2 separate regions of the Homo sapiens genome follow, and region 2 is linked to region 1. A link is a contact called in ENCODE Hi-C data. All regions are on one chromosome and are shown on one strand. Each heading gives the region's core, a stretch centred on a gene start or an enhancer-like site at or near the end of the contact. The rest is flanking DNA. Distances are from core to core; before and after follow the strand shown.

Evidence for each region. Hi-C counts contacts between places; a loop is a spot of excess contacts on that map. Pooled maps may share reads with other maps.
Region 2: a map with no recorded cell type shows a loop between it and region 1 (11-fold over the local background). The contact joins the enhancer-like site here to the promoter of LINC02090 in region 1. A Hi-C loop is called at or near these places in 8 of 37 single-sample maps with no recorded cell type and 5 of 50 pooled maps.

Annotation. Positions count from the first base shown.
Region 1 is chr17:16,984,935-16,991,361 of GRCh38, reverse strand. LINC02090 (long intergenic non-protein coding RNA 2090) reads right to left here and starts at 3,033. Exons shown (of 3, transcript NR_146886.1): 1 at 2,839-3,033; 2 at 2,312-2,447; 3 at 1,186-1,253. RefSeq lists enhancers at 2,691-2,910, 3,543-4,373.
Region 2 is chr17:18,918,259-18,924,685 of GRCh38, reverse strand. PRPSAP2 (phosphoribosyl pyrophosphate synthetase associated protein 2) reads right to left here. Exons shown (of 12, transcript NM_002767.4): 10 at 702-772. Among named protein-coding and RNA genes, the nearest start is that of SLC5A10, 31 kb to the left of the region's middle. RefSeq lists an enhancer at 2,411-2,490. Within about 2 kb of position 2,490, at least 7 of the 41 ENCODE cell types and tissues checked have a DNase peak (open chromatin) inside an H3K27ac peak, as active enhancers do.

The sequences.
Region 1 (6,427 bases), core at 1,784-4,283:
GTGCCCGTGGGGTGTGTGAGTGTGTGGGGGGTGCCTGTGGGGTGTGTGGAGTGTGTGTTTGGGGGGTGTGCCTGTGGGGTGTATGAGTATGTGTGGGGTGTGCCTGTGGGGTGTGTGAGTGTGTGTGTGGTGCCTGTGGGGGGTGTGGGGTGTGTGAGTGTTTGGGGGCTGTGCCTATGGGGTGTGTTTGTGTGGGGGGCTGCCTGTGGGGTGTGTGGGGTGTGTGTTTGGGGGGTGTGCCTGTGGAGTATGTGAGTGTGTGTGGGGTGCCTGTGGGGTGTGTGGGGTGTGTGTTTGGGGGGTGTGCCTGTGGAGTATGTGAGTGTGTGGGGGGTGCCTGTGGGGTGTGTGGGGTGTGTGTGTTTGGGGGGTGTGCCTGTGGGGTGTGTGAGTGTGTGGAGAGTGTGCCTGTGGGGCGTGTGGGGTGTGCATGTAGGGTGTGTGTGAGTGTGTGTGAGAATCAGAGTGTGTGAGTGTGGTGCATGTGTGAATGTGTGTGGGGGTGTGTGTGTGTGTGTGTGAGTGTGCATATACCTGAGCTCTTTCGGCTAGAATGGGAGGCTTTCTGATGAGGTGATATTTGAGATATCTGACTGAAGCAGTGGGGGGCAGGGGGATGACCGGGGGCGTTGGGGAAGAGCATTCTGAGCAGAGGGAACAGCAGCTGCAAAGGCCGCAAGCAGGCCCTGCCTGATGTGTTTGGGGAACCTAGGCTGGGGTGGAGAGAGCCAGGGGGGAGGACAGAGAGGCAGTAGAGGCAGGGCAGGCAGGGCCTCCAGGCCAACAAAGGCTGGTGAGCTTTATTCTGAGCAATCCCTGTGCATTCCAACAGAGTTAACCCATAAACACTTCCCAGAGACTCCTGGAGCTTAGAGGAAGGACAGATGGCTTCAGGCTTGGGGCAGAGTGGAGGAGAGCAGCCAAGACAGGATGTAGTGTGATTGGGCTGGGAGGCAGGAGATGACATTGAGAGAGTGCCTCTGAGCAGGGAGGTTCCCTGAAGACCTTTCTGCAGCTGGGCACCCGCCCCTGGGCACCTGTCCCTGGATACCCTTCCCTGACATGTTGACCATGTTGACCAAAGTGAGATTGGGCTTCGCCCTCCTGGCAGCTCCATCACCATGGCCAGTTTTGGCTCAGTGCCTGTGATGGAACTTTCTGGGATGGTTGGAGGCGGTCTGCATCCATGCTGTCCAGAAGGCAGCCACAAAGCACAAGTGCACTGCTGAGCACCTGAAATGTACCTGATGGGGCTGAGAAGCAAGATTTTAAGTTTAAATCTCCACAAGACACTAGCAGCCACTTGTAGCATGCGAGCTGCATGAACGGATTCTGCCGCATGGCTCCTCCTTGGCTTTAGCCAGGTAGCACTCAGGTCAGCGCTACCCATCAGGGCCTTGCCTCATTGACTTCTGCCATGCCCAAAACCAGCTGTTTGGTCTGGGCCACACAGAGGCCCCACGGCTGACTCACCACACCCCTCATCCTGAGTGAGCGGTCAGCAGATCTTTCCTTTCCACTGAGAACGTGAGTTTCAGCGTGCACAGGAGTCTTGGTCTTGGCTGCCCAGTTAGTCACGTGGCCGCCCTAAACATCTGCTCCTCCTGTGCCAGGAGTGGAAGGAGCAGCTCAAAACCAAGCCCCATGCCACAGCAGGTGGGCCCACCTGAGATTAGCACCTCCCTTTCCACCAGGAGCCAAGAATACCCAGGTTGCTCATTTGAACCCATATGGTGAAGTTTCTCTCTCTCTCTTACTCTCTCGCTCTCGCTCTTGCTCTCTCTCTCTCTGTAATTTATTCTGTAATTTCGGTTTTCAAAAACAAAACCCTTCCATAGTACAAAGTTCTCAGACTGGGTGCTGTCTCCAGTGAGTTCCTTGTAAAACAAATACGTGTTGCTTGTGGTTGTACAAGTTGCACAGCTACGCCAGGAGGAAGTAGACAGCTGTGAACGAGCTGGGGCCACACCTGCTTTGTGGTGGGGCTGTCCCTTGCATCCTAGGATGGTTGGGAACATCCCTGGCCTCTACCCCCAGATGCCAGTAGCAATCCCTCCCACCCCCATCATTGAGACACCCCAGATGTCCCCAGCATGGCCACATGTCTCCTGACAGTGAAGGCAGAAGCACTTTGGTTGAGAACCGCTGGTGCAGAGCAGAAATGGCCTGATGAGAAGAGGGATGAGAGGCTGAGGTGCCTGCAGTCTCCCCTCTGTGTGTCTCCAATCCACTTTTGTGTTTTACATATGTAGGGAGGCATTATGAACAATGTCTAGTGCTATGTTGGGGTCCGTGTTTAAAATGTACTTACGTGCAGCTGTGCTCTGCCCTGCCTGTCCGCGCTCGTTGCTGTGTGGCTTGTGTCTTTGACCTGTTCTGTGATGCTCCATTACAAGAGCACATTGCATCACATTCATCCCTTTCCCGGTTACTATATCAGGCAGGACCTGGGCAGGAAACAGTGGTGCGGTCAACATGAAAAAGAGCTGAATGGACAGACTTTAGCAAAGCGTAGGCAGGGCTGACAAAAACAGTGCCACGTTGTCTTCCTGGGGTTCATGGTTTCAGATGCTGCTGCAGGGACTGTCTCTGCTCATGGCTCCTAGTGTCCATGTGCAGAAGCATCTCCAAAGGCCCTTGCAAGGGGACTCACTGGGGCCAGGTTATCCACAAACACCGTGATACTCAAAATCTAGTTTTACCCTAAGGAGGTAGGGGATGACTCTTTGGATCTAGAAGTGAAGGCACCTCCTAAGGGAATTTATCCTGAGTCACCTCCTCCTGGCAACTCACCCAAGGACTCCCCATGGGGCTTCCTCACACAGAGATATCCCCTACCATAGGAAAAAGACTCCTGGGTCCGGCCTCAGCTCCCTCTCGTTGGCTGTGCCTGTGTTTCTCACTCATCTGGCCAACCCACAGAAGTGGGTGGAGCCGGGTCTGTGCTGGGCTCTGGGGAGCATCTGACGAGTCACTGCAGAAGCAGCACTTTCTGCAGGAAGAACAGAAGTGTCTGCCTGTCTCTCACTTCCTTTTTGGGGCCTGGGAGGGTTGGCCTGTGAGTGGCCAGCTGCTATTTATGGGGCTCGACTGCTCTGTGTGAAACCCCAGTCTCTCTCGAGAGGGAAGAGTAGTGGGAAAGGGTGGTGCCAGGTGACATTGCCCCTGGTCTGGGGTACAATCAGCCCAGGTGCAGCGGTCACAACGTCAGAGTAGGGGGTGTAGCTCAGGGGTAGAGCATTTGACTGCACAACGTCAGAGTGAAACCCATCTAGGTCAGGATGGACGTGATGGGTTTCCTAACAAATCAACTCTGTGTTCCTTGTATTTGTAGACGCTCAGTGTATAGAGTGGGCTTTTAGTTGGGTGACCACATTCCAACCCCCCTGATTTGGACAGAAGGGGAAACTGAGGCCCACAGAGGCTAAGTGCCTAGTCTGAGGTCACATGCTGAGCTTGGGACATCAAGAGGACTAGAGTCCATAGTCTGGACTCTCATTCTAGTGCTCTGCCTTTTCATGGGGGTGGCAGGGTCACCCGTTTGGCGCAAAATTAAGCTGAGTTTCAAAGGCCACTGAGCATCTTCCCCAGCCCCAGCCATTCTCAGGGTCCTGGGAGGAGGACAACTGTCTCCTGTATTGTCTTGAACCCCTGGTGGATGGGCGGGGCAGGGGGTAGGAAGGGGCAGAGAAGGGGCTGTCCAGATGTGACACATCTGGAGTCTCCACATCTGCCCCAGGGGTGATGAACAGAGCTGCCCTCTCCCGCCTGTTCATGGTGGCCTTCGGTCATCTTTAGTTTTGTACCACCCGGGTTGCTTTTGGGTGTGCCTTGTGACCTGTTCTCGCTGGAATGAAATGGCCTGTGCATTCCTCCCTTCCTCCTCCTCCCTCTCCACCTCCCTCCCTCCCTCCTCCCCCATACGTGTACTGAGCCCATACTCTGTGCCCCTTGCCTTTGAGATGAATGGCCGGGGCTGTCCTAACTGAGGAGGCAAGATTTGGGCAAGCTTCCTGGGAGGCAAGCAGTCACCCAAGCACACATCTGGGCAGAGAGCATTCCAGGCAGCGGAACAGCACAGAGGGGAAGTTGTCAGCATTGGCCTGGTGTGAGCAGGGGAGAGTGGCAGAGGGCTCAGGGAGAGAAGGCCCAGGTTCAAGGCCCAGGGCCATTATAAAGATCCAGTGTTTAGTCAGAGCAGCTGGGGAGTGGCAGAGGTTCCTGGGCAGTGGAGGGCTCAGCTGTGGCTCAGGTGCTAACAGAGTACATGGCACCTGGGGGTGGGGGGGCCTCTGAGAAGGGGCTGGTAGGGGGTGGCTTGAAGCAGGCCTGAAGGTGGTAAGTGCTCAGATGATTTTGGTCATATTTTGAACGTAAAGCCAACAGTGTTTGCTAATGGATTGGTGGAAGGGAAGGAGACAGGGAGAGAAAGAGAAGTCAAGGATGACTCCGGGTACTTAGGGCCTGTCTTAGTTTTAGACCCAACCTCACAATTCTGGTGGGCATTGCCCTAATGGGGGCTATCCCTCTGTGGCATTCTTTGAATTCAAGGGGAGGCAGCCATACCCCCAAAGCTCTTGCACTCTGTGTGCCTGCAGAATTAGCAACACATGCATGCTGCCAAGGCTCACAGCTTGCACCCTTTGGAGCAGCAGCCCAAGCCACACCTGGGCCCATTTGAGCCACAGCTGGGGTGGCCAAGGAGCATCGTGCCAAAACACAAGGAGTAGAGACCCAAGGCAGCCAGCCCCTGGCCCATCCCCCCAAATCATTCTGCCCTCAAGCTCCAAGGGCCCTGGGCTTATGATGAGATGAGTCATCCAGATCTCTCAAATCCCTTCAGAGTCTTTCTCCCACTGTCTTGATGAACAGCACCTGGCTTCTTTCTAGCCATACTCATCTCCTTATCACATGGGCTCTTGGCCATACCCTTGGTATTTTCTCCTTAACACACCTTTTTATTCTTTATGCGGCCAGGCTGAGAATTTTCCAAATCTTTGTGTTCTGCTTCGCTTGTGGTTATACATTCCGTCTTTAAATCATTTGTCCTCTCGCATTTTACTATGAGCAGCTAAGAGAGGATGTACAGCATCCTGCACACTTTGCTGCTTAGAGGTTTTTTCTGCCACATATCTAGTTCATTAATTTTTCAATTTTTTTTTTGTTTTTTTGATACAGGGTCTCACTCTGTCACCCAGGCTGGAGTGCAGTGGCACGATCATAGCTCACTATAGCCTTGAACCCTTGTGTTCAAGTGATCCTCCTGCCTCAGCCTCCTGAGTAGCTGGGTCTACAGACATATGCCACCATGCCTGCTAATTTTTTAAAAATTTTGTAGAGACAGGGTCTTCTTATGTTGCCCAGGTTGGCCTTGAACTCCTAGCCTCAAATGATCCTCCTGTCATGGCCTCCCAAAGTGCTAGGATTACAGGCATGAGCCACTGTGCCTAGTCATAGTTCATCACTCTTAAGTTCTGCCTTCCATGAAGTCCTAGCACATGGACATAATTCAGCCCAGTTCTTTTCCACTCTGGAACAAGTATCACTTTCCCTCCTGTTTTTAATACCCTGTTCCTCATTTCCATCTGAGACCTCATCAGAATGGCCTGTACTGTCCATATTTCTACCAGCATTCTCTTCATGAACACTCAAGTAATCTCTAAGGAGATTCCAGCTTTCCCTACAGCTGTCCTCTTCTGAGCCCTCACTAGGATCACCCTCAATGGGCTGTTCATGGCAATACAGGCTCTTCCTGGCATGCACTTCCATCCTGTCCCAGCCTCTGCCCATTACTCAGTTCCAAAGCTGCTTTCACGTTTTTAGGCGTTTGTTACAGCAGCCACATTCTGGGTACCAATATTTGCCTTGGTCCATTTTGTGCTGCTGTAACAGAATTCCCGAGATTGGGTAATTTACATAGAATAGGAATCTATTTCTTACTGTTCTAAAGGCTGGAAGTCCAAGATCAAGGTGCCAACATTTGGTGTGGACCATCTTGCTGGATCCTCACATGACAGAAGGTGGAAAGACAAAAAGGGATGAACTGAGCCCTCACATGGTGGAAGAGCAGGAGAATGGAGAGCCCATTCCCACAAGCCTCTTTATAGCAGCATTAATCCATTCCTGAGGGTGGAGCCCTCCTGACCTGACACCTCCCCAAAGACCACACCTCCTAACACTGTTGCATTGGGGTTTAGGTTTCCAACACATGAATTTTGGGGGACACATTCAGACCACAGCAGGGCCTGGGCCACCAGAAGAATGGATGCCAGCCTCTGAGACCAGGATGGCTGAGACACAGCAGGTCGTGGAGCTGAAGTAGACGCTTACTTTGGTGAAGCTGTGCTAAGACTGAGATGCCCGCTAGGAATCCTAGAGGAGACACAGAGGAGGCCAATGGATCCTCAGTTCTGAAGCCCAGGAGGCC
Region 2 (6,427 bases), core at 1,241-3,740, 1.9 Mb before region 1:
GTGATCCTCCCGCCTCAGCCTCTCAAGTAGCTGGGACTGCAGGTATGTGCCACCAAGTTCAGCTAATTTTTGTATTTTTTGTAGAGACAGGGTTTCACCATGTTGTCCAAGCTGGTCTTGAACTCCTGAGCCCAAGCGATTGGCCTGCCTTGGCGTCCCAAAGTGCTGGGATTACAGGCATGAGCCAACGCGCCCAGCCAGTAGTGAGCAATTTTAAAATAAACAATAGCATTTTCCAATTTCTGGGCCAAAGCAAACATTTAGCACAAGGCACAAATTTAATAAGAATTATCTGGCCATACTACTATCCTTAGGCCTTTATATGCCCAGAATTAACAAATAAATTGGCCAGGTGCAGTGGCTCACGCCTGTAATCCCAACACTTTGGGAGGCCGAGGCAGGTGGATCACTTAAGTTCAGGAGCTTGAGACCAGCCTGGCCAACATGGTGAAACCCCATCTCTACTAAAAATACAAAAATTAGCCAGGCGTGGTAGCAGGCACCTGTAATTCCAGCTACTTGGGAGGCTGAGGCAGGAGAATCGTTTGAACCTGGGAGGCAGAAGTTGCAGTGAGCCGAGATTGTGCCACTGCACTCCAGCCTGGGCGACAGTGAGTCTCTGTAATAAAATCAATCAATCAATCAATCAACAGAATAACAATGGCAAATACTAGAATTAATAATAAAAGAGGTCTACATACCACGATGATGGCAATCCTTCCTCCAACATCACCCACAACCGTGATTGGGGGCTTTTCTTTAGGAATCAGCACTGGTTGGAATAAAACACACACACCAAAATTTTTATATTAAAAAGTAAAACAAAACTTTAAAGAAGTTAATATCTCAAGATAAAAACATTCAACCAACTAGGAATACAAGGGAATTTCCTCAATCTGATTAAGGGCAACTACAAAAACCCACAGCTAACTTGATACTTTATGGCCGAAGGCCAAAAGCTTTCCCCTAAGATCAGCAACAAGACAAGGATGCCCACTGCACCACTGCCATTCACCATCATACTGGATACTCTAGCAAGGGTAATTAGACAAGAAAACGAAATGAAAGGCATCCAGATCAGAAAGGAAAAGTAAAACTATCTCTATTAGCAGATGACATGTTCCTACATATTGAAAATACCCAAGAATCCACAAATCCACCTACCAAAGCTAATAATATATGAATTCAGCCAAGTTGCCAAGTACAAAATCAACACACAAAATCAGCTGCTACACAGCAGCACTGAACAATCAAAAGAGGGAATTGAGAAAGCAATTCCACGCCAGGCGTGGTGGCTCACGCCTGTAATCCCAGCCCTTTGGGAGGCTGAGGCGGGCGGATCACGAGGTCAGGAGATCGGGACCTTCCTGGCTAACATGGTGAAACCCTGTCTCTACTAAAAATACAAAAAAAAAAAAAAAAAAAAAAATTAGCCAAGTGTGCTAGTGGGCGCCTGTAGTCCCAGCTACTTGGGAGGCTGAGGCAGGAGAATGGCGTGAACCTGAGATGTGGAGCTTGCAGTGAGCCGAGATCATGCCACTGCACTCTAGCCTGGGTGACAGAGCGAGACTCTGTCTCAAAAAATAAATAAATAAAAATAAATAAATAGATAAAAATAAAAAAGTAAAAAAAACCCCTACAGAATGGCAGAAAATATTTGCATATCATGTATCTGGTAAGAGTCTAGTATCCAAAATATATAAAGTAGGCTGGGCATGGTGGCTCATGCCTGTAATCCCAGTACTTTGGGAGGCCGAGGTGGACAGATTGCCTGCCTGAGTTCAGGAGTTTGAGACCAGCCTGAGCAACATGGCGAAACCCTGTCTCTATAAAAAAATACAAAAATTAGCAGGGCGTGGTGGTGCATGACAGTAGTCACAGCTACTTAGGGGGCTGAGGTGAGAGGATCACTTGGGCCCGGGAGGTCAAGGCTCCAGTGAGCCACGATTGCACCACTGCACTCCAGCCTGGGTGAGAGAGTGAGGCCCTGTCGCAAAAAAAAAAAAAAAAAAAAAAATTATATATATATATATGCGCCATATGCCAAAATATATAAAGAACTTTTATAATTCAACAAAAAAAGACAAACCTAGTTCAAAAATGGGCAAAGGATTTCAACAGATATTTCTCCAAAGAAGATATACAAATGAAGTCATTAGCCATTAGGGAAATGTTTATCAAAATCACAATGAGATGCCACTTTATGCCCACTGGGCTGGCTACAATAAAAAGTAGAAAATAAGTGTTGATGAGGATGTGGAGAAACTGAAATCTTTGTACATTACTGGTAGGAATATAAAATGGTGCAGCTGCTGTGAAAAAAGAGTCTGGCAGTTCCTCAAAAAGTTAAACATACACCAAGTGACGCAGCAATTCCGATACCAGGTATAGACCATGAGAAATGAATCATCTATCCACACAGAAAACTCATACATGAATATACAGAGCAGCATAGCCAAAAGTGGAAACAACCCAAATTCCTTTCAAATGCTGACAATGAAATATTATCCAGCCACCAAAAGCAATGAAGTACTGACAAGTGCTATCACATGGATGAACCTCAAAAACATGCTCAAAGAAAGAAGCCAGATACAAAAGCCCACATATTATATGATTCCGTTTATATGAAGTGTCCAGATTAGGCAAACATCCACAGAAACAGAAAAGAGGTAAGTGGTTGCCAGGGGCTGGGGGATGGGGGCATGGTGAAACTACTTAATGGGTGCAGGGTGTTCTTCCGGGGTAATGAGAAGTTTTGAAACTAGAAAGAAATGGTAACTGCACAAAACTGTGAATATACTGAAAGCCAGTAAATTTTATACTTTAAAATGGTTAATTCTATGTTATGTGACTTTGACTTCAATTTTCTTTTAAGGCAATGTCACAAAAAGAAAAAGTTAAAATACTGTTCTAGATTGGGACTTTTCAACTGCTGAGATCTTGGGCCAGACACGTTTATGCTGCAAGGGACCACCCTACGTACTGTGAGAAGTTTAGCAGCATGTTTGGCCTCTACTCACTAGATGCCAGTAGCCACCCCCTTGATTCTGACAATCAAAACTATCTCCAGACATTTCCAAATGACCTCTAGGAGACAATATCCACTCCCTAATTGAGAACCACTGCTCTAGATTGAAAGAGATGAAAGACATATGACAACCAGAGGCAATGTGTGACCCCAGGTGAGCATCAGGAGAGGGCAAAAAAGTGTAACAAAACAAAGCAAAGCAAGATAAATTCCAGAACTGAAGTGACTTTTTACATTTTCAACAGTCCTACTCCCAGGACACTTGACCTCAATGCCGGTGAAAAAGTATAATGAATCACCCTCTAGGAAATCAATTTGACAAAAAGCCTTATATTCATACCTTCTGACTCATTAATCTCACTTTTAGAAGCTTGAAATGAAATAAGCCAAAGTATGGGAAAAGTGTTTTATCCACATATATTTCCTGCCACATTATAAGGGCAAAGAACAGAAGAAAACATAAAAACCCCAAATTAGGCTGTGGTTGGGCAGTCTAAGCCACATTCATACGATGGGTTATTAGCCATAAAAATGCTGTTTACAAGAGGCTGAGGTGGACAAATCGCTTGAGCCTGGGAGGTCAAGGTTGCAGTGAGCCGTGATTGTCACTGCACTCCAGCCTGGGTGACAAAGTGAGACCCAGTCTCAAAGAAAAAAAAAAGAAATTGCTGTTTCCTGTCAAAGTTTCTGGTGACCTGAGATGACACGTCGGGCAGCTGGGAGAAGGAGGCAGCAACATGCACAATTATGTATGAAGCATGCATCGCAGCTTTATGAAAATAAGGGTGAAAAACCAAAAAGAGGCTCACCAAATTAAAGTGGTGTGTCTTTGAATAGTGGCATCAAGCACTAATTATTATTTTCTTCTAACTTTTATGGATAATATTTTCAAATATTATATATAGTGCTTATATTCTGAAAAAGTATTTTCATTGTTTTTTAGTAGGCATATTTTCATCTATAAGAAATCAGAGGATACAAAATAATTTTTAAAATCTAATACTAAATAACAAAATCTTTATATTCGAGATGCTACAGGAAGAATGCTTTCTTTTCCCTTCATATATTATTTGCTAGTACCTTAAAAAAGTATTCTATGTAGGGTGTCCAATCATCAAATGTATAAAAACAATCAAATATTTAGGATCTATGAAACTAAAATTCTACTGCATTCCCAAAGACGGCCTGTAGTGATCACTACTTGAGTCAAAACATAAACATAGAAACATTATAATTAAAATTATGAATGAAACATAAAGATCCCACGAGTAAAGAAATATTAGAAAGAACATAGAGATCATCCAGTCCTATGAACTCATTTCCAGATGGGAAACCTGTAGTTCAGTGTCTGCAGTCCAGAGTCCACTCCCAAAGGCCACACCAAAAGCTAACACCCAGCAAGTTCCAAAGAAGCAGCGTTCATCTAAAGACTGCCAACGCGTTCCTCATCACAGCCCATGTGCTTACAGGACTGAAGAGGAACATATATTCTTCCATGCTCCCGGGCATGGCTCATCTCACCAATGGTCCCAGCCAGCCCTTGCAGGGTTCTGCTGAGGTTCCTAGACACAAGCCCCTCTGAGGCCAGGCAAGGATTCTGAAAGGGAGCGGCAGCCCCAGGCCTACCCCCCAGCACCAACAGCCTGGGCACGTGAGGCTGTGAGAAATGCACACACAAGCAAAAGGCTTTGAGGTCCTGAGCCAAACGCTTTATTAACACCCTCCCAGCCCCAAATCCTGAACCCTGGCTCTATCTCACTGCCTTCCTCCTCCTTAAATCCCCATTACTAAGTCCAAGAGACCCAAGAACACAGTGGAAAAAGCACAGGTTTTAGTCAGACATGTCCAGCTTGTCACTATGTGACTGCAGGGAAGTCGCTTTCTCTTTCTGATCCTGTTTATCTATAAAGTGGAAAATCATCACTCAATTAAAAGGGCTGTACTGGAGACTAATACACTAAAAATGTTCATTCCCTCCTGCTATCTTTTTTAGAGACAGGGTCTCACTCTGTCACACAGGCTGGAGTGCAGTGGCACCATCATGGCTCACTGCAGCCTCGACTTCCTGGGTTCAAGTGATCCTTTCACCTCACTCTCAAGTAGCTGGGATTACAGGCACACCACCATGCCTGGCTAATTTTTTTTTTTTTGAGAGGTAGTCTCACTGTGTTGCCCAGGCTGGAGTGCAGTGGCACAATCTCAGCTCACTGCAACCTCTGCCTCCTGGGTTCAAGTGATTCTCCTGCCTCAGCCTCCTGAGTAGCTGCGATTACAGGCACGAACCACCACACCTGGCTAATTTTTATATTTTTTAGTAGAGACAGCGTTTCGCCATCTTGGTCAGTTTGATCTTGAACTCCTGACCTCATGATCCACCCACCTCGGCCTCCCAAAGTGCTGGGATTACAGGTGTGAGCCACTGCGCCCAGCCGCCTGGCTAATTTTTAAACTTTTTGTAGAAACGGGGTTGTGCTATGTTGCCCAGGCTGGTCTCAAACTCCTGGGCTCAAGCAAACCTTCCACCTTAGCCTTCCACAGTGCTGGGATTAAAGGAGTGCGCCAAAGTACCTGGCCTCCCTCCCATCGTCTTTTTAACATTTCTCAATGTGCTCTGTCACTTTCATTCCCATTGTTACCAACCCCTAGAGCAATAACGCACAACAGAAATGAAAGCCACATATGCAATTTCAGATTTTCTAGTAGCCACATTACAAAAGCACAAAAAAAGGTAAAATTAATTTTAATAACATGTTTGATTTGATTCAACATATCAAAATATTACCATTTTAACACAGAGTCAATAAAACTTCACTAATGAGATACTTACATTAAAGTTTTCAGATTAGGGGTGTGTCCTTCACACTCCCACTGCTCCCCACCCCGTTCCCAGTGTGCAGGAGCCACATGTAGCCAGTGGCCACCCGACTGGACAGCATAGCCCAAGAGATCAAGCTCTCCTCCCATGTGCCTGCTCAACTTCATCAGCCTCCCGGATCTGGCCTCTGCACTTGCAGCCCTATCCCAAACACAGATGCAGGCCTGGCCTGCTGAACACTAAATGGCCCGGATCGAGAGCCTTTGTGGGCTGCCTTCTAGGACACGAGTGTATTTACTGGTATTCAAAGTCCTCCTTGGTTGGCTCCCCGCAGATACTGCTATCTTAGTCCATCTCTTCCCTCCAGGGGCCTCCTGGTAGTCAGGCTAGTGTCTTCCTGGCCACACCATGGCCCATCACTGAACGTCTCACCACTGCAGTCCTATCTCACTCACATAAGGCAGGCAGTGCTGGGTCCTGAGGGCTCGTCCTGGGCTTTCCACCATCTTGGCCTATCATGGGTCCACTCTGAGGATGGCCTCTTGCTGTCGCTCTTTTTCAGAAAAACAACAGGCCCAAGAACA